2 separate regions of the Mus musculus genome follow, and region 2 is linked to region 1. The links are chromatin loops, found by intact Hi-C in ENCODE. Cell type or tissue: left cerebral cortex. All regions are shown on one strand.

What was found. A loop is a pair of places that touch in the nucleus more often than their neighbours do. Peaks named below come from ENCODE experiments on the same cell type or tissue, not always from the same donor. Only the 100,000 strongest peaks of a DNase experiment are listed, where the experiment ranks them.
Region 2: it touches region 1 in a loop (2.4-fold over the local background); 11 of 42 quality-filtered maps call a loop at or near these places.

Annotation. Positions count from the first base shown.
Region 1 is chr2:91,099,310-91,104,309 of GRCm38, forward strand. Spi1 (spleen focus forming virus (SFFV) proviral integration oncogene) reads left to right here. Exons shown (of 5, transcript NM_011355.2): 2 at 121-217. Among named protein-coding and RNA genes, the nearest start is that of Spi1, 5.1 kb to the left of the region's middle. In left cerebral cortex, a CTCF peak has its summit at 2,288 (motif pointing left); DNase peaks (open chromatin) are centred at 2,281 and 4,065; H3K27ac peaks cover 200 bases.
Region 2 is chr2:91,031,212-91,036,211 of GRCm38, forward strand. It overlaps Gm13777, which reads right to left and starts at 64. Exons shown (of 1, transcript XM_035096981.1): 1 at 1-64. It overlaps Rapsn (receptor-associated protein of the synapse), which reads left to right and starts at 4,416. Exons shown (of 8, transcript NM_009023.3): 1 at 4,416-4,777. The coding sequence starts at 4,586. It also overlaps Gm13778. In left cerebral cortex, a CTCF peak has its summit at 1,959 (motif pointing right); no DNase peak of the experiment used is centred here.

The DNA.
Region 1 (5,000 bases):
GCAAAGGCTGGGCAGCTCCCAGGTGCCCCAGTCAGGGAAGGTCACAGGCCTCAAACTTAGCTTTAAACCTCACTGGAATATCTTCAACAGCTCAGGCTCGACACCTTTCTCTCTCGGCAGCCATCGGATGACTTGGTTACTTACGATTCAGAGCTATACCAACGTCCAATGCATGACTACTACTCCTTCGTGGGCAGCGATGGAGAAAGCCATAGCGGTGAGTACCTGGTCCTCCACCCCTCATCCCAGCATGCCCTGGGGCTGGAGAGAGGAAAAGACTCCTGAAGTTACTTGGAATTCTGAGAGTAAGATGCAGGCAGCAACTTCATCCCTGTATCCCACAATGTCAGCCCTATCTCTGATCCCTGAGCATCTTCTTGTGCCAAGGGCAAATTTAGTTTCTTTCTCATTTATCTTGTCTGGTCCTTGGGGACTTTAAAAAAAATAGATTTATTTTCATACAAAATATTCTTATTGTGGGTCGCCCTTCCCCAACTCATTCCAGATTCTCTCCACCATCCAAATCCACACCTTCACTTTCTCTCTGATTAGGAAACAAATAGACACTTAAAAATAACATAAGATAAAATAAAAACAAACCAGAATAAAAATAAAAAACAAACAGACAGACAGAAAAAAAAAAGAGCCAAAAGAAAAAGTGCAAGAAACACATATAAGCCTGGTCTACAGAGTGAGTTCCAGGACAGCCAGGGCTACACAGAGAAACCCTGTAATCCTCTCTCGGGGGGAAAAAAGAAAGAAAAGAAAGAAGTGAGAGAGAGACAGAGAGAGAGAGAGACAGAGAGAGGGGGGAAGAAGGAAGAGAGAGAGAGAGAGGAAAGAAGGAAGAGAGAGGAAAGAAGGGAGAGAGAGAGAGAGAGAGAGAGAGAGAACACATTCACACACAGAGAGAGAAGTCCCATAAAAATTTAAAACCAGAAGACCATAAGGTTTGATTTTTAAAAGTGCCCAAAGTATTGTGAGACAAAACCAAAAACAAGACAAAACTCCAAAACCACACTGAGTTCATCAGTGTTGCGTTCTGCTTGGCCCTCCACCCAGGGAGCGCGGAGCTCGACCTGCCCTTAAATGTGGTTTGTACACCTGCTGAGACTCCACGGAAGAAAACTAATCTTTTCTCTGTGGGTGCTTATCACTGGAGAGAGAGTCTGGGTTAGCGAAGGGGAGCGTAGTCCACTTTCCATCTCAGCACTGGGTGGAACCCCATCTGGCTTGGGCCTGGGCAGCCTGGGGTCTTTTTAATAAACGAGGACAGGTGGGGAGCTGAGTGACTTGATTAGGCCAGTGACCTCTGGTCCACGTGACCTGTCCTGTGCCTGTGCTCTTTCCTAACCACTCATTCTAGCGCGTTCTCTCTTTTCTTGCTATTCCCCTTTATCCAAAACCCCCTTTGGAAAACCTCCCTTCCTTACTGTGTGGCTAACAGCCTTTCTCTATTGCACTACTGAGATTTGGGACTTGGTAATTCTGTTGGCAAAAGGCTTAGCAACTTTAAAACAAACAAACAAACAACTTTTAGTAGATGCCAGAGGGTCTCCAGTCTTGGTCAAGGGAAAGCCTCCGAGTGTCCCTTGTTCAGCATACACCAAGCCCTCCACCCCAGGTCTGATGGAGATAGTGAAGAGGCCTGGCCCCAACTGTCCACCCAAAACCCAGCCTTGTTCTCTAGAAAGTTAAGGGGAGAGGGAAGAGACACTTAGTGCCTGGGGAAGGTCGCCTGAAACAAACCAGGAAGCACAGCCACCTTGTTCCAGACCGGGATGGGGGATTCTCCGTAATTCGTGAATCTGGAGGTTCAAGGTCAAAAATGCTCAGCACCTCAGCCACACCTGACAGCCACACCCAGGACTGTCACTTGTGATGCCACACAGTTAAGGCTTTTTCATTTGGAAGCCAAACCTTGAGAGCACCTTCACCTGGCACTCAGCATGAAGTCCTCTGGAAGTGTGTCCTGCCAGGAGGGTCCACCTCAGGGGCACAGGGTCCTTTCAGGACCACCCCCACCCCACCCCCACCCCCAGTGCTAGGAAAGCTTCCAAATGCCTTCTTTTGTTCTTCTTAGACATGTTCAAAGTGTACAAGAAACACACCCTCCCTGGGTGAAGTTCAGATAACATACGTTATCTCCGCCTGCGTTATACTTATTTTCCCCCACACAGATTAAGAACCAGGTCTGAGTGACTGACACCATAGCCACCCACCCTTCCAGCAGAGTTGGAGGACTGACCGAAATCTCCCTGAGTTTGAGGAGGGCTCCCCCTGGTGGCTCAGGTCTCACAAGCAAAGCAGGGCTTGGAGCCTCTTTCTCAGTCCCGGTTGCTTTCTCTTTGGCCTAGTCTACGTTTAGATAGAGGCATTTCCTTCAAGAGTTTGGCCTCCTCACTTTTACCTTTATGCAGTTGCCCGAATATCTAGATATCAGATGTGGGAGTGTGGCTGAAGATGGAGCCAGCACTTCATAGAAGCTGGGTTTCCCTGGCTCAGAGTTCCAAGGAGTTCTTTGTATCTGGAGCAGGGCTATAGAAATGGCTCTATACTTAAGGCGAAAGCCCAGAATTCCTTCAGAGACTCTTCCAGGGTCTCTGGGTGCCCTGTCCACCCCCACCTCTGCAGTCATTAGCCATCTGAGTATCGGTGCTGTCCCGGATCCCTACTGGAACATTCTATTAGAAGACTCAAGAAAAGTTTTCTGCCTTTCCCATCCTTCTGCTGATTGCTGCCTGTCCTTTGTGTCCACACTGTAAGAAAGCGATACTTAGTGGAATAATTTCTTCATTGACTTCAGCAGTTGCCAGCCTTGGGGCAAGCAACAGAGCCTCTCTGAGTGCCCCTACCTCATCTGGGAAACTGAGATCATGGAAGCATCTCGCAGAATTATAACAGGTTGATGAGGTGACATGTGTCCTCTGTGAGGCTGTGTGTACCATGCTAAGTACGGGACCGGGTGAGGGCTCAGTATGTGTTGTTAGCATTGCTGTACCCAAGAGAGCAAGCGAGCAGCGAGGGCAGTGGTTCTCAACCTTCCCAGTACTATGACTCTTTCATACACCTCCTCATGTTGTGGTGACACACAATTATTTTTTTGTTTCTTCATAACTGTGATTTTGCTACTGTTATGAATCCTAATGTAAATATCTGATATGGAGGATATCTGATATGCAAACCCCAAAGGAGTCACGGCCTGGGTGATAGCCATCCATCTCTATCCATCCACTCACCTATACATCCACCCATCCATCCACCCACCTATTCATCTATCCATCCATCCATCCACCAATCCATCATCCATCCATCTACCCACCCACCTATCCATCTATCCATCCATCCATCCATCACCCATCCATCTACCCATCTTTCTATCCACTCACCTACCCACCTATCCATCTATCCATCCTCTATGCATTTACCCTTCTACCTATCTACCCACTCATCTACTCACTCTCTCATCTACCCATACCCATCCTTCCACTCATTTTACACCTCCCCTCCTCTACTCATGGGTGTGTGGAAGCTCTGTTCACATGATGTTCAGGGAAGCCTTTGAGAGGGTAATGGCTAAGCTGAAATCTTCCTGAAGAGAAAGGACCATACATGTGAGGTGGATGGGGACAGGGAGCAGCAAAAACAAGAGCAGGAAGCCAGACACATGGCTACAGATCATCATCAGGAGACAACATGAAACCAAAGTGGCCATCAAAAGGCAGATCAAAAAAGGTTTGAGGGCCATGGAGGAGTATATGTTGTATCCTGTGTCTTTGCCAGGACAGCCCTCTGCTACTAAGCTGTAATTAATCTTACTGGAGAGTTTTGGACAAGGAAATTACATGATCTGAATAGCCTTATGTTTGGTGAAAATTTAAATATGCTTTCTATTTTTATATTCTCTCTCGCTCTCTCTCTCTGTATGTGGGGTGTGTGTGTGTGTGTGTGTGTGTGTGTGGTGTGCACGTAGTAAGAGAACAACTTGTGGAAGCCATCTTGCCAGCCTGAAATACATTTTTAAATGTTTAATTTAAAACTATCAAAATGGCAAACGCTCAGGTGCTGGAGAGAGCCGTGCAGATAAGAGCACCAGCTGATCCTGCCGAGGACTCAGCGGGGCTCCCACCACCTCTATGGTGGCTCACAGCTGTCTGTAACTCACATGTGCACATGGTACATTGGCGTACATTACAAGATCTGAATAGCTTTATGTGTGGCAGACAAAACGTTTGCACACATAAAATAAAAGCAAATCTTAAAACAAGCTCTCAATGCCGTAGTGAGAAACATACAGCACCTCAGGCAAAGCCTTCTCCTCTCTCACCTCCCCGCTGCCGGTGACACTTGCAGTAAGCTTGTGGTACATCTATTATCCTGTGTGTTTGATATCACCTTGCTCTGGAGAACACCTGTCCTTTCAGAGCCCTGGAATCACGGAGGGTTGGGGGGAGCTGCTACTTACACCACAAATTTACATGGTGGATGTCCAGTGCTTTATCCACTGAGCCATCCCCCCAGCCCCACAAACATCGCTGTTTACTGAGAGCCTTCTAGGTGTTCAGAGATTAGTCAGCTCAGTCTTCCAGTTTGAGACATGTATGTGTACGTGCACATAGGCTGTGAGGAGGAGCATTTGACAACAGCAATTCCCAACACGATGCTCACAGTTCTGCAGGCTTCCAATCCTGGCTGTCCTGGAATTCACTCTGTAGACCAGGCTGGCCTCGAACTCAGAAATCTGCCTGCCTCTGCCTCCCAAGTGCTGGGATTAAAGGTGTGTGCCACCACTACCTGGCAGGCTTCCCGTTGTTATATGGTAATACATCTGAACAGACGTGCCCATTGTTATGATCATGTGACTAGGACATAGCTCTGCTGACCCTTAGAGTCTCCTTTAAATATCTGTTCTACCTTTCCAACTGTGTTTCTCAGTGATACTGTTGAGGGGCGATAAGAGCCCAGACTGCTATATGAGGTGTCTTAACTCTTCCGTAATG
Region 2 (5,000 bases), 68 kb before region 1:
GGCAACTCTTATAAAGAACATTTAATTGAGATTGGCTTACAGGTTCAGAGTAAAGTTTAGTCCATTATCATCATGATGGGAAACATGGCAGCATGCAGGAAGACATGGTGCTGGAGGAGCCAAGAGTTCTGCATCTTGATCGGAAGGCAGGAAGGAGAAGGCTGTCTCTCATTGGCCAGACTTGAGCATACCTATAAGACCTCAAAGTCCGCCTGCTCAGTGACACATTTCCTCCAACAAAGCCACACCTACTCCAACCAGGCCACACCTCCTAATAGTGCCATTCCATGTGAGCCAAGCGTTCAAATACATGAGTATATGGGGCTGTGCCTATTCAAACTACCACAGAAGCCAAAGCGTTCCCTTCCCCAGTAATTCTTGGTTGTGTCAAGTTGACAAAACTAACCATCACACTGACCCCAAGAAGAGAACAAAGCAGATGGAAAGATACCTCTTCTGTTTAGAACCTGCATTGCTGCCAGGTGTGGCAAGTGATTTCTTTGAGGCCAGCCTGGTCTTCATAGTTCCTGGACAGCCAGGGCTATACAGAGAGAACCTGTATCAAATAAACAAACAAATACATATATGTTGTTCACTGCTCTTGAAGAGGACCCATGTTCCTTCATAGAACAGCTACTTATGGGCATTCAACACTTGCAAACTCCACAGATGCCTGCATTTATAGGTGCATTCCCCTCCCCACATACACATAATAAAAATAATACAGTGTAATAAAAATAAACCTTTACAAGTGTTGATATCTTACCCAAATGTTATGTTACCTAAAAAAAAAAAAAAACCTTTCACTAAAGGTCATGACATGGTCCAAGCATTCCAAGTGGGTAATTCCATGAACACTCACTCAGTTTTGGAAACTAGAAATTTAAGATGGTCAAGAATAGGTCTCTCTTGAAGTCATTTGTCATTTTGAGACAGTCCTTTGTAGCCTAGGTTGGCCTTAATTCCTTGGACCTGAAGATGGCCTTGAGTTGGTCTCCAGTGTGCACCACACGCTGGGATTCACGTTTTCTTCCTGTGTCTTAAGTTCCCATAATAGGTGTTAAGGCCCACTCCAGTATTGTGAAGCTGTTTCCTCCAAATTCAATTGTACTCTAGGAGGGAATGGGGAGAAAGAGAGAGACTCAGGACTTGGGAAGCCAAGGAAACTGTAAGGTTATGCAACCTGTGAGCGGGCACTGGGAGGACAGGGCTCAGTGGTCAGACTATAAGCTGTGGAGGAGGTTCCAGGAATACAGAAGTCCTCATCTGCTGGGGTGAGCTTTCCAGCGAAGAGCTGCCTTTGGTCACCCTGCTCCTGTAAGTAACTGTAATAAAGTCGTTGGTTCACTCAAGCTAGACAGGTGAAATCCCTTCTTTGGTCAGTTACTGGTGTCCCATGTACGGTTCCAGGATAACTGTCTCCTCAGAAAAATGCAACAAAGATCTCTTCCTGTGAGGACTGATCAAGGACCTTAGAACAACCAAAGTTTCAACGCTAGGTGTCTCAGTGGTCCCACCTTACAATCATTGGTGGGGGAGGGAGAGCCTTCAGTGGGGTTGCCTGCAAGCTGTGCAAGGAGTCCCGTGATGAGGCTTCTGGGATTCATCCCTATACCAAGTGGGTGTTACGATGGAACTGCCTAAATTACCCGTGCTCCAGGGAACACCGGTTAATCAGGGTAAACCTGGGTGGGCACCAAAGAAATAGTTTCAGGGCCTGGACAGATGGATCAGTGGTTAAGAGCCTGGCTGCTCTTCCAGAGGACAGCAGTTCAATCCCCTGCTCATAACTGCCTGTAACTCCAGTTCCTGAGGATCTAATGTCCTCTTCTGACCTCTGTGAGCTCCCGCACATGCACACTTTATATATTTTTTTTTAATTTTTAAAATTTGTTAAAATATCTAATAAAAAAATTGTTAAAAAAAATTTTGTTCAATGTGAGTGCTCTGCTGCATATACATCCACAAGCCAGAAGAGGGCATCAGATCTCCGTATAGATTATGAGCTACCACGTGGTTGCTGGGAATTCAACTCAGGACCTCTGGAAGAGCAACCACTGCTCTTAACCTCTGAGCCATCTCACCAGCCCCACAACACACATGTTTTTGAGACAGGGTTGAACTTTGTTGCTTTAGATGACCTGGAACTTTCTATGTAGACCATACTTGCTATGCTATGTAGACCTGCCTCTCAAGTGCTGGCCTTGAAAGTGTATATACCACCACACACGCTAAATATGCTTTTTAAAAAACAGGTCCACCCAAGTCTACCTGGTAAAAGGACACTTTATATTTCCCCTGAAGAATCCACACAGCCCCTATTACCTACTTCACTTTGCCTTAATTAGCTTTTTTAAAAATAAATAAATAAATAAATTTTTGGTTTTTTCGAGACAGGGTTTCTCTGTGTAGCCCTGGCTGTCCTGGAACTCACTTTGTAGACCAGGCTGGCCTCGAACTCAGAAATCCGCCTGCCTCTGCCTCCCAAGTGCTGGGATTAAAAGCATGCGCCATCACTGCCCGGTGGGATTCTTTTTTAAATAAACTTTTAAAACATGATTTTTTTTTCATTGTATGCGCATTGGTGTTTTGCCTGCATGTATGAAGGTGTCATATCTCCTGGCAATGGATTACAGCCCACCTTAACTAGCTCTTTAAAGACTATTTCCACATACGGCTGGCTGCATTGTGAGGAAGGGGTTAGGCCTTCATGATATGGATCTAGGACGGGAGAGACCCGATAGCCATAATTAGGGAGGACTGATGGGGACTGCTCATGAGTACACACTTCTGAAGATAGCGGCAATCCAGCACCACTGTGACAGTGTGCTGCAGTGTTTGGTATTAGAGCTCACTGTTAGAGATGCTGTCAAACCAGCTGGCATTGGAATTGGGGGATTTTTCTTATTTATCATGTCCGTGTGTAATGCACACACTCATACGGGAGTCAGAGGACAACTTATGGAAGTCTGTTCGTCCGGTTACGTGACTCCCAGGGATGAAACTCGGGTTGTTATGTTTGGCAGCAAATGCTGTTACACCATCTCACCAGCCCCTGGGATTGAGACACTTCGTGAATCTTCAAGGACCAAATTGTGGCCTCTGGTCATCATTTTGTCAAGGGGTAGGTAGTATCATCTCTTCTCACTAACACACTGTTTCCTTCACACTAGACACTGTTCTAAGTCCTTGTCAATCAGCAGCTCCTCTAGTTCTGTGGGAATCCTGTGAACTAGGTGCTGTTAACCTTTCTTCTCCAGGGCCAGCAATGTGCCCAAATTCTCTATGCTCACACAGCTAATACAGAAATACAGCAAGCAGGGCCAGGCTGGTGCCCATTGCTGTGCTGTGCTGTGCTGTGCTGTGCTGTGCTGTGCTGTGCTGTGTGAGAGCCACACACCACTATGAGAGTTTAACTATCCTTGCCTCGAAGAGGAGGAAGCAGGCTCAGAGAGCTACATGATTTGCTTAAGGGAGTTAGGAGGAAACCAGGCCTCCCATCAACTGGCTAATTGTTAGGAACAGTGTGGACATGTGCCCAGGTAAGTGTCTATGTGATGGGTAAAATGAGAAAATAAAATGGGGGAGGAACTGGGAAGAAAAGAGGTGAAGCTGGGCTGTGATGGTGCACACCTTTAATCCCAGCACTCAGGAGGCTGAGACAGGTAGATCTCTCAGTTTGAGGCCATCCTGGTGTAGAGTGAGTTCCAGAACAGCCAGAGCTATGCAGAGAAACCCTGTCTTGGGGGGAATGGGGTGGAATGTTCCATTAGCCAGGTACAATGGCTCACTCCTTTGGTCCCAGCTCTTGGGAGGCAGTCAGGCAGATATCTGAGTTTGAGGCTACCCTGGCTTACAAAGCAAGTTCCATGACAGCCAGGGTACACAGAGAAATCTTGTCTCAAAGCAGAAAGACAGAGACAGAGACAGAGAGACAGAGAGAGGGAGAGAGGGAGAGACAGAGGGAGGCGGAGAGAGAGAGAGAGAGAGAGAGAGAGAGAGAGAGAGAGAGAGAGAGAGAGGAAAAAGGAAAAGAAAACAAAACAAAAGAAAAAGAACCAAGAATCAGCAGCAAGGCGAACATTCAACTCCTCTCCCTGATGCCAAGTGTCCTGCCTGCTGCTTTCCTGCTGTCAAAACCTCTGGCCTAAGGCTTGCCTGCATCCTGGCAGACAGCCTTTGACAAGGCTTCCAAAGAGCATAACCTGCCAGGGGCACCAAGGCCAGTGTCAGAAGTGTCAAAGGGGACACCAAACAGGTTCTCCGGTGGTGCAGTGCCTATATCCCTGGGACAGCCACCTTTCAGCTTGGAGTGGGTGCAGCAGGAACCCTCGTGACCTTGCTGCTGACATTCCTCAGAAACCACGTGGCTCCAACTGGCAGGGACAGCTGCAGACAGGGGCTGAACCAGCCTTGTTCCCAGGGTGGCGCCCGTTGTCCATCCAGGCCCTGCTTAGCTTTTTGCCTGGTGTGCTCCCCCCACCCCCACTCCCCAGAGATCAGCCGACACCGTGGGTCCAACACCATGAGGGTCTAAAGACACCTAGCCAGCCACGGTCTTTCCGAGTGGCCAGGCTGTGGGAAGATGGGGCAGGACCAGACAAAGCAACAGATTGAAAAAGGACTGCAGCTGTACCAGTCCAACCAGACAGAGAAGGCACTGCAGGTGTGGATGAAGGTGCTGGAGAAGGGCTCTGACCTCGTGGGCCGCTTCCGGGTACTGGGCTGCTTGGTAACAGCTCACTCGGAGATGGGCCGCTACAAAGAGATGCTGAAGGTACACATTACCCTTCCAGGGTGCTGTGGGAGGGCCCAGGTGCTGTGAGAAGATTGGGAACAGGACTGGGTGGCTTCCAACTCCCAGACACCCTTGTATCTTCCTGAGTGAGAACCTCTGGGTCTCATAGGCTAGTGTCTGGTCTGAAGTTTTGAATATGCATGGGAGATCCTGAGTCTTAGTTGGCTGGGTATCGTCAGAGTCAGGCCTGTGGCCTTTGACC